2 separate regions of the Mus musculus genome follow, and region 2 is linked to region 1. The links are chromatin loops, found by intact Hi-C in ENCODE. Cell type or tissue: heart. All regions are shown on one strand. Links, peaks and the distances in the headings refer to the core of each region. The heading gives the core; the rest is flanking DNA.

Region 1 (7,675 bases), core at 1,554-6,553:
ACTGGCTTTCCTTCCACAGGCAGCCAGGGGGAGGCTCTGATTCCACACTGGACCATAGCTTGAGTTTATATTTAAGACCTCAAAGCCCACCTCCACTGTGACATACTTCCTTCAACAAGGCCACACCTACTCCAAGAAGGCCACAGCTCCTAATAGTACCACTCCCTTAGGGCCAAGCATTCAAACATGTGAATCTATGGTGGTCAAACCTATTCCAATCAGCACAGAGAGTCATGGTAACTGCTCTATAGCAAGTGTAACCAGACACCAAAGTCCCTAGACAAAGTATCCACATATTTTCATTCACAGAGAAGAAAAAAAAAAAAAAACCCTGAAAGACAAGCATTTCTTACCCACTAGTCATAAAACTTCTGCTTAGATGGTCTATGGTAAAGATTCAAAATTCTCCTGTTTGTTTATCCAGAACATTGGAGATGTTTAAGACCCACACATAAGTGAAAGTTCCAAGCAAGACACGCTGAAGATGTATGTGAACATGTGCCATGTTCTTCAGATGCTCTTATATATGTATGTATGTAAATATATATGTGTATATGCATATTTGTAGACTGGCAGTGTTTGCTGTCCTTGCTGACCAAAGAAAAAAGTTCTCTTTTGCAGCAGAAGATATTAAATTAGCAACTACCATAGAAATGCATTTCATTCCATTGGCTTTTGCTGTGGCTTCAGGAGCATTTAGGAAGATTGCTACATGCTTCCGTGCCTTCCCTGGTGTTGACATATGTATTTGTGTCAAAAGCGTGAAGTTCTTTTTTTTTCCCCCTACAATATAGAGCTACTTAAATTTTTTCCCCCAGAGGGAACTAGCAATAGATTTAGAGCACAAATTGCTGCAAAACACCCTGACTCTTATAATAACCTAAAGATATATTATTTATACGAACCAACAGTGGTCAGGATCTTTTTGTAACAGATATTAAAAATAGTGTAATTTGTATGCTTGTGATACATAGTTGATTCTTTATGTGTTTGTGTACTCTTTAATAATAGACAGAACTGGGCTATTCTCCCTCCCTCCCCCCAATGTGTCAGGGCAGGTGCTGTTTAGTTTGGCCACACAATGCTTGTTACACTTCATCAAAACTGAATTAGTTTGTACTTGAATTCTGTTCCGGTTGTCCAGAAGCTGGGGTTAACCATCTAATGATACAGTATCTTTTATGGGTTGATAGAAAGAATATTATCTACTTTTTAAAAGACATATTTTAAGACTAATAAAGACGTAAGTAGACCACCCAAAGCGACACTGTGGCGAGGAGTATTTATATTGTTCGACCTTTGACCTGCTCCATCTGCAGGTTGACAGGTGGTTCTCTTTGGAGAAAGATGAAAGGGATCTGCACCTGGCACCACGGTGGCTCCCACAGAGCTGCAGGGAGATGCATCCAGTAGCAGATGGTACCTTAGCATCCCGCTGCTTGGCAGCCCCTCGCCTGTGCTCTCAGGAAGGGCGGCTATCATCGGAGTGTTGCTTGGCCCTCCATGTCAGCTGGAGAGACAAAAAGAAAAGTGAAATAGGAACTCAGGACTGGAGACTTCAGGCGCTCTGTAATCCAGCAGAAGTCTTCCTGGTCAAAACATACCAGTCGCTCTGGTCTTTAGAAGCCATCAAGTCTTTCTTTTTGTGTTCCGTTTTTGAAGTATTAATTACTAATTGAGCTTCAAGACTGCCTATTTGCTGGCGTATGGCAGGTTTCTCGGTTTTCTTGAGAGTTCAAATGGAAACTTTTAGCTTCAACTTTCCAGCGTGGTTCTCCACTCTCCACTCTTGAGAAATCAGGCTTATACTCCATTGAGATGCTAGTCCTCAAAGGGTTCATCAGCAGAGAGGAAGGCTTGAACAGCCTTCCTAGCAGGGATCCTGTTGGGGCATGAGCAGGCCCCTACATGCTATCCCAGGAGAAGAAGGAGCCTGATCTGGGGTGGCCCCTCCTGTCACGGTGGCTCTGGTCAGGGACAGCTGGTTGAGAAGCTGCACAGAGCAGTCTTAAAGCAAGGCTCACTTAGCATGAGAGTAGAACCACTGCCTGTAAATGGCACGCCGGGCCACCTGGGCTCAGGGCCACATGTGAGACAGCTGCCTCCAACCCGATGCACACAAGGGGCGCGCTGCCTAAGGCCAGAACCCCCAGATGCAGATGAGTTTCTCACCATAAGCAATGTAGTCACATGTCAGAGCTCCACGGCAAGTCCAAGTGGCAGTGAAAGCCGACACTAAAACTGGGAATCCAAGCAACTTGCCCTCCACAAGAGCAGCGCAGCGTGCTGGCAGAGGTGGTGGAGAATGGTCCTTCCCCTCACCCCCCCCCCACCCCCGCCCCGTACATCTGCAACCTCAGAGGGAGGAGCTTGAGGGAGAGCCCTGGTGCTGTGTCACAGCCATCACAGGGCTCAAACGTAGCTGCATCAAGGAAGAGACATAAAGCAGGGCTGGTGAGATGGCTCAGTGGGTAAGAGCACCTGACTGCTCTTCCAAAGGTCCAGAGTTCAAATCCCAGCAACCACATGGTGGCTCACAACCATCGGTATCGAGATCTGACTCCCTCTTCTGGAGTGTCTGAAGTCAGCTACAGTGTACTTACATATAATGAATAAATAAGTCTTAAAAGAGAGAGAGAGAGAGACATAAAGCAGAGTGGACAGAATTCAGTTCCTTATTGATGAACGGGCTGACTTAAAAACTTCATTTCTGGCCTCCTCCTGACCCCGAAGTTGTATGGCTACGAGATTTTTTCATCCCACAATCCCTTGCGCCCTTCCTTTCCAGATTGGGCCGGCCAGAATGGCTCCCACAAAGAAGGGTGTCAAGAAGAAGGGCCATTCTGTCATTGGTGAGGGAAGGTCCTGAGTTCAAATACCAGCAGCCACCATCCACAACCACCCATAATGAGATCTGACCCCCTCTTCTCCGGTGTCTGAAGACAGCTACAGTGTAGTCACATATAATAAATAAATACTTTTTAAAAGAATGAAGTGAGCTCCTCGAGCACTAAATTCAAAATTTTACCCTGAAGGAAATGGGGACTACAGATGTGCGCATTGACACCAGGCTCAATAAAGCCATCTGGGCCAAGGGAATAAGAAATGTCCTGTATCACATCTGAATAACTTTGTCCAGAAAACATAATCACCAAGAGAAGCTCAATTTATGTGCCTGTTACCATATTCAAAAATCTCCAGACGGTCAATGTGGATGAGAACTAACCGGATGGATGGATGTGGAATAAGTTGCAGAACTGCCCAAATAAAAAATAAAAATAAAAACTCCCCTTCTTTACATGTTTGTTGAACAACTTATGAACATTCTATATAGGCAAGGGGCTTTTTAGAAACCTTTGAGGACTTAACGAGAGTCAAATTTAGTTCTCAGTCTTGACCAATTAAAAGCCAGCAAGATATGGGGCTGGAGAGTTGGTACAAAGGTTAAGAGCACCAATTACTCTTCCAGAGAACCTTAGTTTGATTATCAGCATCCACATGGTGGCTCATAATCGTGTGTAACTCTGGTTCTAGAGTATCCCACACCCTCTTCAGGTACCTGGCACCTATGGGGTGCACATATGTGCATGTAGACAAAACACTCATATCGTAAGGTTAACAATTTAAATTTGAAAAAGAAGAAGAAGAAGAAAAGAAGGAGAAGGAGGAGGAGGAGGAGGAGGAGGAGGAGGAGGAGGAGGAGGAGGAGAAGGAGAAGGAGAAGGAGAAGGAGAAGGAGAAGGAGAAGAAGAAGAAGAAGAAGAAGAAGAAGAAGAAGAAAAGAAGAAGAAGAAGAAGAAGAAGAAGAAGAAGAAGAAGAAGAAGAAGAAGAAGAAAAGAAGAAGAAGAAGAAGAAGAAGAAGAAGAAGAAGAAGAAGAAGAAGAAGAAGAAGAAGAAGAAGAAGAAGAAGAAGAAGAAGAAGAAGAAGAAAGACTAGTTAGTCCCTTAAGGACAACGTCAGTAGACGGAAGGCAAGGAGTTGGAACAGTTCTTAAAGGATTCTGGGAGACTCTGAGTCATTTGTTGATGGCAACAATGGTATCTTTCATTATGCCGGCTCTAGAGATCAGAAATCTTTATAGTACCATGTATTTCTGAGGGTAGCTGTCACTGATAGATCTGTATAGACAAACGCTGAGACTCTCAAAGGCTACACCACTTCTATGGACAGTGAAGGCTTTGTCCTGAACCGTTATTACAAAACCCACAAGAAGGTGGTTTTGCAGGGGACAGAAAAAGGCAAAGACACCCGAGAAACAGATTGCAGCTTGATTCTCATGATTATGACCACCAGGGTGATAGATTCAGGCCTTCCCTGCTTGTTGTACGCGTTTATTTTCTTCACTGTTAGAGAGGCATTGGGATATTCTGGACAGGTGCTTATAAACACTCTCTGGATAAGAGAGCAGCTGGCATTTGGAAGGGAAGGAAGCCAAGGGGGAGACACAGCGGTGGGAGCTCGGTATATTTAGTATATTTAGAAGTAGAAATAAGACTATGTGAGACTAAAAGAACGCGGAGCCTAATTAAGAGAGCGGTTGGAGAAGAGGAAAACTGGCGGAACCGGTTTTATCCTAGACAAGATCGGCGGGAGGTACGCGTGGGAACTCTGAAATGTGGAGAGAGACTGCCCTCTTCTGGACAACTGAAAGCTTCCTTTGAAGCCCTGGACTGATCAAAATGTTGTTAACTAAAGGTGAATGAATCCACCTTCACTAGGTCTTTCAAATAAAAGGTAACTAATAAGTGGGTGCCCAGGTAGGAATTCAAGCGGACCCCCCCCCAAAAGGTCTATAAAGACAGGCTGATGTATCTTCAATGTGGATCACTGAGAAGTCAAGCGATTTGGGAATAGAATGCCACTTAGTTGAACCCATGTACTTCTGGACGCCTGTGACACTTCTGCTCGGCTGGCTGTGAGTCACTGAGAAAGTCACCTGCATTAGAAGCCTTTCCTTGGCTCTCCTTTCAGTATGGAAACAGACCTCAGTGCTAGTTACAAAGAGATGCGACGCAAAGTCAGGACAAGCAACCACGCTAGTTAACTAGTTACGCTGATAGATATGTCCATGACCTTACTTTGACCTTTGCAAAATGCACATATAACACGTACCCCATAGATGTGCATGATTATGTATCAACAAAATAAAAAATAAAAGGGAAAAAGAATCATAAATAGCAGCAGCAAGCACCACAAAAAGACTGAGAACCTTAATACACGCCAGTGAACAGGATGCACCTGGGACTCTGCAGTTCAGACCTTCCACATCTGAATCCTTTTAAACATGTAGTCCTGTGAAGGGACTCCTCTGTGTGCAGAGGCAAGCCTCCATAGCTCTCCACAGAGAGACTACTCTCCCTGCCTGTGCCTCGCCGCACGTCTTCTCAAGAGACAACCAGTACTGTGTCCACGCAAACACCCAAGTGTCTCCTGAACATATCATGCCTGGAAGGTTTTGCACAACGACCTGCCAAGGGATCTAGGGTCCAGCTACCCACAGTGTGTTTTACAGACAGCATGAACCTCATCCGGGACCCTAGAAGCACAATGCCCTAGGGTTTCTATTGCTGTGATGAAACACAATGAGCAAAAACCAAGTTGGGGAGGAAAGGGCTAATTTGGCTTACACATCTACATTATAGTCCATCATTGAAGAAAGCCAGGACAAGAACTCAAAGGGGCCAGGCGTGGTGGCACATGCCTTTAATCCCAGCTCTCGGGAGGCAGAGGCAGGTGGATTTCTGAGTTCAAGGCCAGCCTGGTCTACAGAGTGAGTTCCAGGACAGCCAGGGCTATACAGAGAAACCCTGTCTCAGAAAGAAAGAAAGAAAGAAAGAAAGAAAGAAAGAAAGAAAGAAAGAAAGAAAGAAAGAAAGAAAGAAAGAAAGAAAGGAAGGAAGGAAGAAAGAAAGAAAAGAAAAGAAAAGAAAAGAAAAGAAAAGAAAAGAAAAGAAAAGAAAAGAAAAGAAAAGAAAAGAAAAGAAAAGAAAAGAAAAGAAAAGAGAATTCAAAGGGGTCAGGAACCTAGAGGCAGGAGCTGACACAGAGGCCATGAAGGGGTGTTGCCTGACTGGCTTGCTCCCCATGGCTTGCTCAACCTGCTTTCTTATAGAACTCAGAACCACCAGCCCAGGGATTGCACCATCCACAATGTGCTGGCGCCTCCCAAATCAGACATTAATTAAGAAAATGCCTTATAGCCAGATCTGCTAGAAGCATTTTCTCAAGTGAGGCTCCTTCTTCTCTGATGACTTTAATGTGTGCCAAGTTGGTATAAAACCAGCCAGTACACATAAAGTCAAAACCTGCTCATTTGCAGACCACCAAGCTCCAACAGCGAGGTTCAAGAAACATTCTAAAGACCTCCCATTCAGGCTTCCATTAACACCTCAGGTAATTCCCCTTCTGAGAAGCCTCACTTAGGCAACCCCTCTTCACCCCGTCAATGGAAATAACAGAGGTCATCTAAAGTGTAGTTAAAAGTGAGGCGACTCACTTGGGAGTAGACTGTCAGGGCATTGCCAGAGGAAACTTTGAGTATATGGACTGGATGTTCTTAAAGACAAAGCAGGGAAACCTCACAAGATATTTTAATACAATAATTCCTGTCCACAGCACTGAAACTCACAGGAGATGCCAGCCTGGTGTTGATGTGTCCATCACTATGCAGCTGTTAGCACAGAAGCAAGTTTTGTGTGAGATTGCAGTGGTCCTTGTGCAAAATTGTGGTCTGGGAAGCCTTTTTCTCTAAAGCCATCGTACTTACGGGAGACCTTCCTGAATAATGTCTTGTCTGGTTGACGCATGTGACTCCATTTTGATTCTGGGAGCTTCCACATGAAGTTGCCTTTGAAGAATGAATTCCTCTCCTCGATCCACCGGTGTTTCCAGATTTATGGCACTCTTATAGAAAGAACTTACAAACAAGCCACACTAAGGAAGTCTTGCTAAAAAGTCACAGTGCAGCCGGGCGTGGTGGCGCACACCTTTAATCCCAGCACTCGGGAGGCAGAGGCAGGTGGATTTCTGAGTTCAAGGCCAGCCTGGTCTACAGAGTGAGTTCCAGGACGGCCAGGGCTACACAGAGAAACCCTGTCTCGAAAAACAAAACAAAACAAAACAAAAGTCACAGTGTACACCCATATGGGTTTCTCAAGAGACCTTTTCTCTCTCTTTCCCTGGCATTTGGATAGCTCATCCTATGGGGGGAAAAACTTTAATAAGAGGAGAACTATTCATAATTGAAACATGGAATTCCAGGAATGGATGGAGATCTACCTACCTCCCAACCTCTAACCCCCCAATCCAATATACTTAGCTTGTTGATTGATTGATTGATTGATTGATTGATTGATTTTTGACAGGGTTTCTCTGTGTGGTCCTGGAACTCACTCTGTAGACCAGGCTTGGCCTCAAACTCAGAAATCCTCCTGCATCTGCCTCCCAAATCTGGGATCAAAGGTGTGCACCACCACCACCTGGGAGAGGATCGAGGTTTCAGGAAGTGAAGATACAGAGAGGAAGAAGAGAGGCGTCCCTGACCAGGAATCAAACCTGGGCTGCAGCTGTGAGAGCACTGAATCCTAACCACTAGGCCGCCAGGGAGCATCCCTATATACTTAGTGGTTTTGTCCTTATATAGGGTTTAGAGATGTGTGGCTTTATCACATGGT
Region 2 (7,675 bases), core at 1,045-6,044, 85 kb before region 1:
TAGATTTACAAATGAATGATTGCATCAAAGGGATTACAAATCTTTTCAATTCTCTTGACTTAATCTCATCTATGAACTTAATAGACATCTCAGTCAGAGGATTCAACCAGGGCCACTATGTCATTTGCTAATGAAAAAATTGCATCAGAATAGCAAGAAGGCTGGGACGGAGCTGTGAGCAGAAGGCTCCCAAAGCAGCAGCAGAAGACAGCCCCCTTACATGTCCCTCTTAAAGGAAGGAAGTGGGGAAGAACAGGAGATGGGGGAAGAAGGACATCGCTGAGTCCTGAATCCAGGAAGTTGCTTGGCCTTGTAATGAGGGATAAATACAATTATAGCCAAGTGATGCTGGTCCACTCTTTAGTGTGGACTGTAATGTGTCCTATGCCATTGCTTTTGTCTCTTGGCTATTTAAAGTCCCTAGATGCTAGTGTTTGCACCCCGCTGGAGTTAAGTTTGTTTGTAGATCACCTTGACTGGGCTGAGAGTTTTCTTGCTAATGGTCAAACTGTGCCCCCCAGAGCTAAGACCTGTGGCCCCAGAGAGGAGCATTTTAATTCAGATAAGCTGCTGTTTAGGTAGCCAGAGAGACTGCCTTGATTAGAATGTAGTATGTATACTCTGAAGACAGCTTTCTCCTGAGAAGGCATAGAGAACTTTAGAGCTGTGTGGCCTGTGGATTCTTTTACAAAGACTCACAGTTTGCTTCGTCAGACACTAAAGCCTAAACGTGGACTCTCATCTCAAAGAATGACAGAAACCCTTCCGGGGGCTCCAGCATCCACATGTGCAGAGTACTCAGTTTCTTCTTTTTAAAAAAGCACGTGTGCGTGTTCATGTTTGTGTAGCTATACATGTGTGTTCAGGTACATGTGTGTACTGTGCAGATGCACATCTTTTGAAGCGTTCTCCCCCCCCCCCCCATTGAACTTGAAGCTGAGAGTTTTCTTGCTAATGGTCAATCTTTAGGCTAGCTTGGCTGGTTAGTGAGGTCCAGGGACCCTCCTGTCTCTGCCTTCCCAGTGCTGGGATTGCAGGCATGTACCACCAGGTCTGGTATTTTGGGATAGGTTCTGGATACTCCACTCAGGCCCTCCTACTTGCAAGGCAAACGCTTTACTGCCTGAACTATTCTCTCAGCTTCTTAATTTCTTCATTGGGTATTTAAGTACCTAATGAGGATTTTTCTCCACTACAGAGAAGGGCGTTATGATGAGCATCAAGGAACCTGGGAAACCAAACAAGGCAGAAGTCTGGGGAGGGAGGGGGAGAGAGAGAGAGAGAGAGAGAGAGCGAGCTCCGATACATCACACGTCTAGGGTAATTGCTGGTGGACAGAGAGATGTTCATGATGACAACTGAATGTGACTTGAAAATTTCTTCTTGGAGCCATACTCTATAGCTGGAGCTTTAGAGTGTCACCCCAGTACTTGGTTGTTAAAGGCATCTCTCCCAGATGGGAGGGCACAGGGAGAAGATGGAGCAGCAAGGTTAATTTGTAAATGCATTCCAGTGTCTGGTGCCTTGTGCCAAGCCCTGCCAAGCCCTGCCAAGCCCTGCCAAGCTCTTGAATCAACAGTTAAGTGCCATCTCTGCTGGCAGGGAAGTGGTGCATGTGTCATAAATTAAAAGCGGAGGGATAAGGACCCGACAGAAGGGTTGGATGCTGTGGCTGAATCGCTCCAGTGATTCTGCTTCCATTCCATGGTCTTAAACAGATGAGACAAACGCATCTCCGCCTGCATCTCACTCGACAGAGGCCTCACTCTGAAATTCCTGGAACCATACACTAATAGACTTAAGAATCTCACTGCTGTCAGGTTGGAAGGCTCCTGGAACATTGAATTTAAGCTAGAACATTAAATTCAAGTCCCTTCGGTCCTCTAGCTATTAGATGGGAACTGATTATGAAAAGGAAGAGAAATATATATCATCTTTTAAAGTCTTCCCATGTGCATATTCCCTTCGCTTCAGCTCCCACGGTGACCAGCATATAAGAAATAAAAGCCCGTGTATGAGGTTTTATGGACTCATTCAAACTGAGTAGGGAGAGAACAGAGTAGTGGAATGGGGAGACCCTTTCCTTGGGAAGGACCTCAGACTCCGACTGTGAACAGTCTGCTTTCCATGTTTGTCTTTAACACACACACACAGACACACACAAATATATATATATATAAAACGGGCTGGAGAGATGGCTCGTGGTTAAATGTTCTGCCTGGTCTTCCAGAGGGTCCAGAATGGATTCCCACCAGTCACATAGCAGCTCACTGCCCTCTGTAACTCCAGATCCAGGGGATCCAATGCCCCTCTGACTTCTGAGGACACCAGGCATGCGTGTGACATGCAGACATACATTTGAACAAAGCACTCATACACATAAAAATAAAACTAAATGAATCTCTTTTATAAAAAGATGTATTTTATTGATATGAGTGCAGTGCCACTGTCTTCAGACACACACCAGAAGAGGGCATCAGATCCCATTACAGATGGTTGTGAGCCACCATGTGGTTGCCGGGAATTGAACTCAGGACCTCTGGAATAGCAGTCAATGCTCTTAACCACTGAGTCACCTCTCCAGCCCCTAAACAAATCTTTAGAATGTAAAAGCTTAAGTCACAAGAATTGCTACCTGAAGGGGAGGTCCCTAGGCATTACTGGGTATCACACACATCACAAATGACATCATCTCTAATCATCGAAACAACCACGGAGAAGAATGGTTTCATAGACTTGTTACAGGATAGAAGTGAACCAGCTTGTCCTCTCAAACCAATCCGATGTTACCCAGAGACTAAATTCTGAATGCCTATGAGCCTGATGTTTGCCGACTTCCATTGGGAAGAAGTGAAGTGTATACTGGGAACGCCTGGATAGGTAGCTCTGCTTAGGGAAGGCAGAGACAAACGGGACAGGAACAGAGATAAAAAAATAAATAAAAAGCCGTGCGTAGCATCATCTCAGCAAAGAAAAAGAAATCAGAGGTTCAGCCCACAGAATAGACCCCCAAAGGGAAAAGAAACACTTATAAGGAGCTGAAGAGATGGCTCAGCAGTTAAAAGAACTGACTTTTCCACAGGATAGGGTGCAATTCTCAGTACTCTAACGAGAGTTTGCAACTGCCTATAACTCCAGTTGCAGGGGATCTGTCGCCCTCTTCTGGTATCCCTGGGTATTGCATGCGTGGGATACACAGACATACACGCAGATAAAACACCCAAATAGGAAGGCAAGGTTAGAGCACAAGGCTGAACAAGGAGGCCGGGTTTGTAGTATACAGCTGGATGAAGGGGACAGGTTTAGCTAATCCCAGTAGGAGCAGTTTCTGTAGGGGAACAGTCTTCAGGCCACAAACATCAGGGAAGGGATTAGGCTATGGTGAACATTTTTTTTTTCACACAGTATCAACACTCACATAAAAGAAAAATAAACAAATCTTTACAAAAATGTTTATTGGATTTAAAACATAACACACTTGCCAAATGTTTGTGCCATAAACCATCTTGATCCACCCACTCACTCCCAGAAAAACCTTAGTTCAATAAAATTCATAATGGATTAGCTTTATGAAAAGGGGCTCTCAGTTCAAAGGGGGGCTTCTAGCTGTCAAGGCCAGAGATTTGAGGGGCTTGAATTTTTGGATTCTGTAGAAGTGAGGATCTTAGAGTCTCAGAGTTTAGGAACATGCATAAGACAGCCAATGATAGGATTATACCTTCTTCCTGACAGCACTGAGCTCAATAGAGTTCACACATCCAAGAAATAAACAAGAAGAGAAAGAATAACTACAGGCAGCATGAGCTATTAACAGCAATACAAGAGCTGTTACCAAAGCAAGACCCTCATCGAGCGGGGGATACATGGGGGAAAATGTATTTTTAAGGAATCTATATATGCCCACAGGACAATAGGCACATTCCTGAGTGTGCTTGACTTCACATATACACAACTGAGTGTGCTCAGCTTAAGGTCTTTAAGAAGGAAAGACAGCCTAACAGATCGCTTGACATGCTCAGCTCGCTGGGTAGATGACAGTCTGACATACTTCTGGGCCCACTGAGCTTCTTTCCCCATAAAGGTTTTAGCTATGTGTCTTAGTCAGGGTTTCTACTACTGGACAAAACATCATGACCAAGAAGCAGTTGTGGAGGAAAGGGTTTATTCAGCTTACACTTCCATATTGCTGTTCATCACTAAGGAAGTCAGAACTGGAACTCAAGCAGGTCAGGGAGCAGGAGCTGATGCAGAAGCCATGGAGGGATGTTACTTACTGGCTTGCTTCCTCTGGCTTGCTCAGCCTGCTCTCTTATAGAACCAAGACTACCAGCCCAGAGATGGTCCCACCCACAAGGGGCCTTTCCCCCTTGATCACTAATTGAAAAAATACCCCACAGCTGGATCTCATGGAGGCACTTCCCCAACTGAAGCTCCTTTCTCTGTGATAACCCCAGCCTGTGTCAAGTTGACACATAAAACCAGCCAGTACACTATGGCTTTAGAAAAGGATGCTTTGAGAGTGGACTAATATATGAGTTTCTTCTTAAGGAAGCCCACGTCAGCTGATAACACAGCTGGTCCACAATGGAGCTGTTCTAGTCTTTTCCCACAATCACTCATCTTGGACTGGTCCTTTCTTACACCCCTCACCGAATGATTCTTCATGCTGTGGCCTCTTTTGCTGCCATCAGTCATAAACCCGACGTCCTCAGTCACTTGCTGGTGTTTTTCTTGACTCTTTATCCCGAGGGCTTTTGCTACCTGAGTTGTCTAGGGTGGTGAGAAAATGAAGAGAAGACTGACAGATGGGCGCACATACGAAAAGCTGGGATCAAGTGATCTGAGCTCTGAAGATGGAGAGCCCTCAACACATTGGAAGTTCAGCAGTGTTTATTATAGAGAGTTGAACAGGGAGGCGGGGGTATCATCTACAGCTGGACAAGGATGTAGGCTTATTACCTAAGGAGGCAGGGTTTGGGGTGTACAGCTGGGTCAGGAGGACAGGTTTAGCTTATCGCAGTCTGTAGAGAAACAGTCTTTACAATACAAACAGCAGGGGTGGAGGTAGGAGACCATATGGACATTCTCTTCACACCCTCAACACAAACTCCGTCCCCTGAGGGAGCCTCTGCTCTGGGACCCTTGACATGACCGTTGCCATATCAACAGCACGATGCACTGATGTCACAACTCAGTCTTCCTCTGCTCCCCACAGGTCTGATGTCTCAATTTGACGATGCCTACATCACTGCCTGGGGCTCTTGGAATCATCTCCCTATTTCAAATCTACAGGCATTAGTTTTGTTCCCTCCCGCCCCCATCCCCTTCTTTCTCTTTCCCACTGTAGAAGGTAAGGGGATGGTGAGACGTGGTCAGATTCAGGGTACAGTGAGAGTGAGAAGAGTCAGAGGTGAGTGCCCTTTCATTCCCTCCCCTCCCTGTCCCTCCCCCCTTCTCCTCTCCCTTCTACTCCCTTTCCCTCCCCTTGCTTCTCCCCCCTCCTCTCCCCTCCGCTCTTTCCCCTCTTCTCTACTTCCCTACGGATAGTCTCATCTGTGCTCTCTGTATTTACTTGGCTTTTCTTCGCAGCACATATAAGATATGGAATGCGGCTTATCTGTTTAAATGTTGATCATCTTATTTAAAAATAAGCTTTACAGCTTGGTTTCATTATACTTAGGACCAAGAACAACAGTGTTTGGCACAGGCGCTCGATCTATATTTGTCAATAATCTGGCTACTCAGTCCAGCAAGGTGATTCAAAATGACTGCTAAAAAAAAAAAAAATGTCGGTACCAGCAGTAGAGGAAATATAGCTGGGTTCCACAGTTCCCTGTTCTCAATCCTGACCTCCAAAAGCTCTGCTAAGTCATAGGTTAATAACTCACCAGCTTCCCCACCCCCGATATTTTGCTTGGCAAGTAACTCTTAAATTCATCTCAATGCAGTATGAATACATTCCAAATTTGAGTAACTTTGTTTTGGCTAATTTATTTTTTTACTTAAAATAAAAAAAAACAGTGTATGAAAATTCTTGGTATTCAAAGTTGTGTGTTTTGTAGATATTTTCTTTAAAATAGGTTTAAAAAAATAGCTCATTTTCCAATGGGAAAACTGACAGTTTTATTTGCTGATGGTAAAATTCAAGCTTAAAAGTGAAACGTAAGTTTCTGCATTTTCTGATGTCATCGGTGACTGTTGTCGAGTGTGGGTGGGGTCTTGAGTCTGTTTAACAGTTCTGCTCATGCATGGAAGATCACCATAGCTCAGTGAGCAGCCTCATGCCAAAGATCCAGTGTGTCATGTTACCAAATAAGTGGATTCACTCTTGGAATCCTGTACTCAGACTGAGGCAGAAGGATTGCGAGATTGGGACCAGTCTGGGCTGGCTGCCAAATTTTACTGATAAATTTTCAGATTTGACGTTTTATTGAATCTCTGGGAGATTATTGTTCCTTCCAAGTGCCAGCATATATGTATATGTGTGCAGTGTGGTATATGCAGTGTCTAGAGGGAGTGGGGAGGCTAGGACAGAGAAAGTACCCAGGGAGCTGAAGGGGACTGAAGCCCCATAGGAGGAACATTAATATGAACTAACCAGTACCCCCAGAGCTCCTTGGAACTAAACCTCCAATCAAAGAAAACACATGGTGGAACTTGTGTCTCTAGCTGCATATGTAACAGAGGATGGCCTAGTCGGTCATCAATGGGATGAGAGGCCCTTGATCCTGTGAAGGCTTGATGCCCCAGTATAGGGGAATGTCAGGGCCAGGAATGGGAGTGGGAGGGCTGGGGAGCAGGGGGAGAGGGGGATAGGGGATTTTCAGAGGGGAAACCAGGAAAGGGGATAACATTTGAAATGTAAATAAAGAAAATACCTAATTAAAAAAAATTCCCTATCAAATTTGCTTCTAGAAGCAGAGAATAGTAGGGTCAGAATGAATTGTAAATATTTACATTTTTCTGTGTCTCTTTCTTGGTGTTTGAAATTACAAAATAATAATAATAATAATAATAATAATAATAATAAGCTCAAAAGCATCATTTTCCTTATAGGAAAATGATGTCATTTGGACCCTAATATATTTTTATATTTTGGGAAATGATTTGACGTTATCTGTAATAACTAAGGGGAGCATATTCTTTTTCGGTTGGTAGGCTGGCTTCCTGTTTGCTCCTGTGTCGCACAGAGGCTTACTATGTGGCACATACAGAAGCGCACTGCGTTACCTTCTGACTCCTCTGCTTCCTAGCTCCTCCTCCCAAATGCTGGGATTAAAGATGTACGCCCCATACTTGCTGATGCTGATCATTGGTAGTACATAGGAACATTTTCCCAAGTCAGACTGTGTTTGCCCATTGAGTGTTGGCCATATTCTCAGTGTGCAACTGCATGTCATACTTACCGTTGTACCTTTTCCCATGATCCATATTTCTTGGTTGTGTAATCACAGAATCTGTTTTATCTTTTTCTTTTCTTTTCTCTTCTCTTTTCTTTTCTTTTCTTTTCTTTTCTTTCCTTTTCTTTTCTCTTCTTTTCTTTTTTATAGTGCTGATTAGTGATGAGCTTTGGCACCACCAATTGCCAGCTCCCTAATTTCTCCCCCGAAGTAATTATATCTCGTTTTCCCACCTACGCGCAAGCATGAATTTGTGACTAATTTGAAAATCATGA

Evidence for each region. Hi-C counts contacts between places; a loop is a spot of excess contacts. Peaks named below come from ENCODE experiments on the same cell type or tissue, not always from the same donor. Only the 100,000 strongest peaks of a DNase experiment are listed, where the experiment ranks them.
Region 2: it touches region 1 in a loop (2.4-fold over the local background); 4 of 42 quality-filtered maps call a loop at or near these places.

Annotation. Positions count from the first base shown.
Region 1 is chr8:36,518,491-36,526,165 of GRCm38, forward strand. No RefSeq gene overlaps it. Among named protein-coding and RNA genes, the nearest start is that of Trmt9b, 64 kb to the left of the region's middle. In heart, for the core only: a CTCF peak has its summit at 4,637 (motif pointing left); no DNase peak of the experiment used is centred there; H3K4me3 peaks cover 518 bases; H3K27ac peaks cover 334 bases.
Region 2 is chr8:36,434,334-36,442,008 of GRCm38, forward strand. No RefSeq gene overlaps it. Among named protein-coding and RNA genes, the nearest start is that of Trmt9b, 20 kb to the right of the region's middle. In heart, for the core only: a CTCF peak has its summit at 3,166 (motif pointing left); no DNase peak of the experiment used is centred there.